2 separate regions of the Homo sapiens genome follow, and region 1 is linked to region 2. Evidence: chromatin contacts called from ENCODE Hi-C or POLR2A ChIA-PET data. All regions are on one chromosome and are shown on one strand. Each heading gives the region's core, a stretch centred on a gene start or an enhancer-like site at or near the end of the contact. The rest is flanking DNA. Distances are from core to core; before and after follow the strand shown.

Region 1 (3,388 bases), core at 154-2,653, 1.5 Mb before region 2:
TGCCAGCATAATAACCCCCCCGCCCCACCCCACCATGCACCCTGTGAGCCTGGTCCGGCCTCATCGACTTCACCTCTCCACTTGCCAGTGCTTGCTGGGGTGCGTCAGGCCCCTTCTCACCCCAGGCCTATGTACATCTGGCTCTTTCTACTTGGAATGCTCCTCCTGCATGTCCTGGGACTGGCTGCTTCTCCAACAGGCCTTTGGCTAACGGTAGCGCCGCCCCTACCCCCGGCCAGTACTCACTTTTTCAGCACCCTCTTTCTTTCTTTCACAGCACATACCGCTGCTCCCCATGATTTTAACTACCTATTGTCAATCCCACCACCCTGTCTGTCTAGATGGGGGATGGGGGGAGTTGTTCCGCAGGAGGCATTTGCCAATGCATGGAGACATTTGTTATCGCAATTGAGGAAGGGGTGGTGTTTACTGGTATCTAGCGGCCAGGAGCCAGGCAAGCTGTTCCACATCCTACAATGTACAGGGCAGCTCCTCGCAGCAAAAAGCGACCCGGGCCGCGTGGTCGATGGTGCGGAGGTTGGGGAACCCTGCAGCAGACGCCGAGCACAGGAGAACTGGGACCGTGTTCTCCGCGGTCTCCCGGCGCCCAGAACAGTGCCTGGCACCCGGGAGTCTCGGGGAATGCAGGAAGAAGGAATGAGTAAAGAACTGCGCGAGAACAGGACGGAGCGAGGGACGGACTACTGACTGGCGGACGGACAGCGACGCGGACCCCGACCCTGACCCCGACCCCGACCGTCTCAGCCCCGCCCCCCCCTCCCCGCCCCGGCCCGACCCCTCGCCTCGCCTCGCCTCGCCTCGATCTCCACGCGCCCGATCCCGCCCCACCGCGCGGTCCCGAGGCGCGAGCCCCGGGTCGGGCGCGCCGCGGGGACACTCACCCGCCCGCGGCCGCCCGGGAGCGGCAGCGCCGCCAGCCCGCTTCATGATGCCCCCTCGGCCGCCGGCCGGGAAAGGGACTAGACGCGCGAGCCGGAAGCGCCAGGCCGCTGCGCCCGCCGGGACGTGTAGTTCCCCGCCTCTCCGGGCCCGGACGGCTGCCTCACGCGCCGCACTTCCGAAACTACGACTTCCGGCGGCCTCGTCGTCGCGGGGCGGGAATGGCAGCTTCAGAATCACTCTATGTTGCAGATCGAAGTCTGATTGGCTTTGTTCATCCGTCACTCACCGTTAGGCTTCACGGACTCTGCATAAGGGAGGAGCTTCGGGTCTGGGTCTGAGAGACCGTCTCCAAAAGAAATGCCACGGTACGATTGGTGGAAACAACGCGGCAGGGAGCGGAGCGTACCAGCGGCGGGGGAAGGCGGGCACTTCCGCCAGGATAGCCCAATGACAGAGGTGGGACAGTTTCTATAAAAGCTTGAGCCTCGCCCGCCCCTGTCTTTTCGGGGTCGAGTCCGAGGGGGAAGAGGTTTGTTAATACGTTCGCCATGTGCTACGATCTTGGGACGAACTGAGCCACGAGCGTGGCTTTGAGGGCCGTCCGAACGCTGCAGGCCGGCCAGGTCCCTGGGCGTCCAGGCCTGGCCTACGCACCACTTTGTCCCTTAGCGTTTAAAGGTTTCTTCCCGAATCTCAGGCCCTCAGCTACCTGCAGGTAAGACTGGGCCGGGCTTGGGTTCCCTTATTCTCCCAGTCTGTGATGAATTGCTTTGACTTCTGACACCTCGTATGAAAACTGCACGTGCAGTCTGATTATTTAGCAAGACTGAGGCTTGAGGGTGCGCACTCCTGACGGGGAGCTGAGAGTGGAAACAGGTGTTGCCCGAAACGAAGGAGTGGGGACTTAATGTCTGTATTTTGGCGCTGACTTTCAGGTTTCGTCGCGAGCCGGCTGCAAGTTTTGAACCTAAGTAAACCTCAATCCGGAGGGCCTAGCGGTAAGGTGGGCGCTGTGTCTATTGAAGTGCTTAGCAATAAAGAAAGGTAGTGAGTTGATTCGGTTTTCTCTCAAGTGTCTTTATTTTCCTATTCTGGCACCCCAGAGGTCTGGCTGATCCACAGGCAATCTTGGAAAAGGGTACAGACATGAAAACGGAAGCTCGTTACCAGTGACTTTTCATCTCTTGGGATTGCCTTCTCCATTTCTGCCCGTGATTTTTTTTTTTTTTTTTTGAGACGGAGTTTTGCTCGTTTCCCAGGCGGGAGTGCGATGGCACAACCTCCACCTCAAGCGATTTTCCTGCCTGAGCCTCCCAAATGGCTGGAATTACAGGCGCCCACCACCACGCCCGGCTAATTTTGTATTTTTAGTAGAGACGGGGTTTCTCCGTGTTAGGCTGGTCTCAAACTCCTGACCTCAGGTGATCTGCCCACCTCAGCCTCCCAAAGTGCTGGGATCACAGGTGTGAGCCACCACGCCCAGTCAAATACTGTTTTTCATGCCTTTTGCCCCAGGGTGAGTCCAAAAAGGCTTTTGAGATTTGTGGAGGGAAGTTGACACCACCTAGGGTTCCCATGTGCCTCCTTAGGGAGGCAGCCATGGGCCATGGAGGAATGGTAGCCACACACCTGCTGAGGGTTCTGGGCCTTGCTGAGTCTCTCAAACTCCAGCATCCTGCTCTAGAAGTGGATTTTTTTCAACAGATGAGACAGACGCTCCAGAAAACACAACTTTATTCACTAGGACTGAAAACAAAGGCTTGTGCAATCAAAAGGCCAAGTTGAGTGCAAGGTGGAGCGTGCTCGGAAATCACAGACCTCACCTGTGGCCAGGCCGGGCTGGCAGTTGTTGTTTCTGGTGTTTTCTGTGATTTCCCACATTTTATCACAAGGCCACAGGCATCCTCCAAGGTCAGTGAGGAAGACCCTATTGCTGTTTGAGCCAGAGCCTCCTAGAGGGTGGGCCGGGAGCAGGCAGCTCCCAGGACACACAGATGCACGATGTGATTAGCAGTGAAGCCTTCTGTCCCAGGCGTGGGCAGGCGTCCTCCCTTAGCTGCCTGAGCATGTGCGGCTGAAGACATGGCTTTTCTAGGGTTAGGCACTGTGCGTGGTGCCAGCCCCAGCCCTCCCTCACCTGGACGTGCCCAGGAGGGGGCAGCAGAGCACCGTGGCAAAGTCTGTCCACTTGCCGCTCCCCGTCCCGTGCAGAAGACTGCTTTTCCGTGGCGGCCAGTGTGCGGCCACGGGCTCTCAGAAGCCTGCTTGTTGGGACTGTTGCTGGGAGGAGGAAGGGACAAGGCTTGACCTGGGGCTCCTGAAAACAGACACTCGGGCGTTGGCCACTGGGCAACAAAGTCAGAAGGGCCTGGAGACCCTCTGTCCAGCCTTCTAGGGACTGGACGGCTTCCTCCAGAGGACTGAGCTCAGCCAGGTTCAAGGGCGGCAGCAGGAGGCCCCTCGACCCTCCCTCTTAACGTAATCA
Region 2 (3,279 bases), core at 527-3,026:
TCAAGGGGGGAAGCAGGGAGGCGCAGAGAGACTGATCTCGGGCTCCTCTTTCCTGTGCCTAGGGAAGCCCAGGTGAAATCTGGGTGAGGAGAGGTGCATGGGCCCCAGGAGAACCACTGGTCATCATAGGTCCCTCCTCCTGGGGCTCTCCTCGAGGTGGGGGTTGGGGGCAGGGTGCGCATTGAAGGAGGCGCAGGGAAAGTGCTCAGCCCACAGAAAGAGAGATGGAGGCGGCCAGTCAGGCGAGGAAAGCGTGGGCTTGGGCCGCAGAGCCTGCTGCAGGGTCTGGCCAGTCACCACCACGGCGGACACCAACATCTCCTGGCAGGGTTGTCCCTGACCCCTGACTCCCTGAGCCCCCCATGGCCCGCGTTCCCAGTCCCAGACTGGCAGCCTGTAAGCCACTCTCCTACCCTGAGCCACGTGACTGGCCCTCCCTGGTTTACCCCTTCCAACGTCCTTGCCCTAGCCAGAGCGATATGGGGTTCCCATTGGTGAAAAACGGCTCAGCAAAGGCGCTAAGCCAGTCCTGAATGCAGAGCCAGGCGCTTGGCACTTTCTGGAGAAGAGCCCGGCTCTGAGGCTGGGACCCCAACCCTCGGGCGCACATAAATCGCGGCCTGTGACTTGATTTCGGGGGTCACCGACCGACCCCTCACGCTATCCGTGGGCCCTGAGCTGGTGCTGTTACCCCAGTGTCACAGAGAAACCCTGGGGCATTATTCGTGCCCCTCCCGCAGACCGCCCAGTTCTGCAGGCTGGGACCGCCCGCCCCGCCCTCTGCCGCCCCTGCCGCCCCTGCCGCCCCTGCCGCCCCTGCCGCAACCCCGCTCTGGCCCCGCCCCAACCCGCCAGTCCACACTCATGTCCCGCCCCCCAGCCCCGCCTCCCCTCTCGGACCCGCCCCGATATGGCCCCGCCCCTCCGGCAACCCCGCCCTAAACTCGGACCAACAGGGGGCCCCAGCCCAGCCCCGCCCTCTCCCCAGCCCCGCCCCGACAGGGCCTCGCCCCCATCGGCTCACGAAGGCCAACGGCTTCCACGGCTCAGGCCCGAATCGAGACTGTCCTCCAGCTCGCGTCCTTCACGCCCGCTCCTTCCCCTCCGGCACTGGGGGGCACCGCGAGACTCTTACCCTCGCGGTCCCGCCAGCTGGGTCCTCCTATGCAGTCGCCAGCTCCCTTGCGCTGAGCCCGGCGCCAGCGGCGGCGCACGCCCGGAGGACTTCCCGCGTCACAGTCTCTTGTCTCCGCGGGCAGCAACTGTCTTAGACAGCGCCGCTGGTGTAGTGGTATCATGCAAGATTCCCATTCTTGCGACCCGGGTTCGATTCCCGGGCGGCGCACTTAGTTTTTTTTCCCATTTGAACATCGAACTCTCGCTAACGCCAGAAATTTAAAAGTAGAGAAAACCCGAAACCAAGGGAAGGCGCCCAGTCTGGCGCAGCGCTGACACAAATTTCGGAGAGTGACACAGGTGCCCTGAAAACCCTGGACGGCCATGGGCGACAGGGTGCCTGAGCTGAGGCGCCTGTAAACCAGCAAGCCAAGCTCGCCGTTCAGTCCCCTGCCTGGGACCGCCACACACCGCTGAGCCGCTCCCCACCGTGCCTCTGGCGACTGCTGGTCCTTTAACAGGAGGCGCGCGTGCTCCTGGGAGTTGTAGTTTATCAGCTTCCGACGTGCCCCGCGGTATCTGGACTACAGCTCCCGACGTGCCCCGCGGAAGCCCGGCCACCGCCCCCGACGCGACCCGCGCCGCGTCCGCGGCGGGGAGTTGTTGCTGCCGCGATGCTGGTGGCGGCGGCCGCGGAGCGGAACAAGGATCCCATCTTGCACGTGCTGCGGCAGTACCTGGATCCGGCCCAGCGTGGCGTCCGCGTCCTCGAGGTGGCCTCGGGCTCCGGCCAGCACGCAGCGCACTTCGCGCGGGCCTTCCCCCTGGCCGAGTGGCAGCCGTCGGACGTGGACCAGCGCTGCCTGGACAGGTGCGGCCCCCGGGGCGGCCACTTCTATCGGTGCGGCGGTCCGGGGCCTCAAGAGCCCACGGCCCGCAGCCCCGGAGGAAAAGGATGCGGCTCGGGCTCTGAGGGTGCGGGGTGGGAGCCTGGGGGTGCCCCCGGGGCAGGCCCTAGCTGTGCGGCCCCCGCGGCTGCGGAAGTGGGTGGACCTCGGGGTCCCCCTTCCCAGCCGCTTTGGTCTCCGCTCCTCAACGTGCCCCCCAGCCTCCCCTAAGAAATTCTGTGGGGGCGTCGGAAAGGCGGGTGCACAGGACTCGGCCCCCACCCAAGCGTTCGCCTCCTGCAGCATCGCGGCCACCACGCAAGCCCAGGGCCTGACCAACGTGAAGGCCCCGCTACACCTGGACGTGACGTGGGGCTGGGAGCACTGGGGCGGGATCCTGCCACAGTCGCTGGACCTGTTGCTCTGCATCAACATGGCCCATGTCAGCCCCCTGCGCTGCACGGAGGTCTGTGGGGAGCCCAGCATGGGTGTCTGCCGTGGCACCACTCACCCTGCATGGGGGCAGCTGGGATGCCAGATTTGCCCCCATCACAGTCGGGGTGAGGGTCTCCAGCCTCCCCCATCACAGTCGGGGTGAGGGTCTCCAGCCTCCCCCATCACAGTCGGGGTGAGGGTCTCCAGCCTCCCCCATCACAGTCGGGGTGAGGGTCTCCAGCCTCAGGGCCTGGCTTCTGTTGGGGGCAGCACCTCACTGCCGTCCTGTTCCTACTCACCAGGGGCTCTTCAGAGCAGCAGGACACCTGCTCAAACCCAGGGCCCTGCTCATCACCTACGGGGTGAGTGGGCCTGTCCACGGCGGGCCTCCCGCTCCCAGTCCTAGCTGCTGTCTCCTGCCCTGCTGAGAGTCCTCCCTCCTGGGCTCCCTGCCCCCCGCCCAGCCACCAGCACGGCCTCCCCTCCACTTCCAGTCTGTACCCCTCCCTGGGTCATCTGCCAGCCTCCCTACCCCCTTGCCCACCAGGCTGGCCTTGGCTGACTCCCTCTTGGGGACAGGGAGGGGGTGCCCTTTCATTCTCCAAACCCCAGCCTGCAAGTCTGTCCCAGGCTCTCTGGGAAATACCCCGACCTTGGTCCAGTGGGCTGTGTCCCCATGCCCACAGCCCTATGCCATCAATGGGAAGATCTCCCCCCAGAGCAACGTGGACTTTGACCTGATGCTCAGATGCAGGTCAGAGCTAGAGGCGGGGGGTCTGGCTCAGGTGGCAGGTGGCTTGGGTGGCACCCCCCAGGCCATGACTCCATCTCCCCACCCTCT

The links. Hi-C counts contacts between places; a loop is a spot of excess contacts on that map. ChIA-PET counts read pairs that join two places held with the same protein, here RNA polymerase II (POLR2A). Pooled maps may share reads with other maps.
Region 1: a loop to region 2 is called in a pooled map, with 33 times the contacts of the local background. The contact joins the promoter of SNHG19 here to the promoter of METTL26 in region 2. A Hi-C loop is called at or near these places in 8 of 50 pooled maps. POLR2A ChIA-PET finds 5 or more read pairs at or near these places in 2 of 52 experiments (CD4-positive, alpha-beta T cell and PC-9).

Annotation. Positions count from the first base shown.
Region 1 is chr16:2,153,373-2,156,760 of GRCh38, reverse strand. SNHG19 (small nucleolar RNA host gene 19) reads left to right here and starts at 1,403. Exons shown (of 2, transcript NR_132114.1): 1 at 1,403-1,618; 2 at 1,839-1,979. RAB26 (RAB26, member RAS oncogene family) reads right to left here. Exons shown (of 9, transcript NM_014353.5): 9 at 2,596-3,388. The coding sequence ends at 3,340. It overlaps TRAF7 (TNF receptor associated factor 7), which reads right to left and starts at 979. Exons shown (of 21, transcript NM_032271.3): 1 at 903-979. SNORD60 (small nucleolar RNA, C/D box 60) reads left to right here and starts at 1,656; the gene lies at 1,656-1,738. RefSeq lists enhancers at 1-371, 295-434, 445-544, 1,415-1,614 and a silencer at 845-934.
Region 2 is chr16:634,802-638,080 of GRCh38, reverse strand. It overlaps METTL26 (methyltransferase like 26), which reads left to right and starts at 1,776. Exons shown (of 6, transcript NM_032366.5): 1 at 1,776-1,987; 2 at 2,307-2,469; 3 at 2,741-2,800; 4 at 3,125-3,192. The coding sequence starts at 1,791. TRG-CCC2-2 (tRNA-Gly (anticodon CCC) 2-2) reads left to right here and starts at 1,275; the gene lies at 1,275-1,345. It overlaps LOC100287175 (a long non-coding RNA gene), which reads right to left and starts at 1,129. Exons shown (of 4, transcript NR_149003.1): 1 at 1,025-1,129; 2 at 1-58. RefSeq lists enhancers at 1-746, 2,177-2,836 and silencers at 1,765-1,884, 1,935-2,114.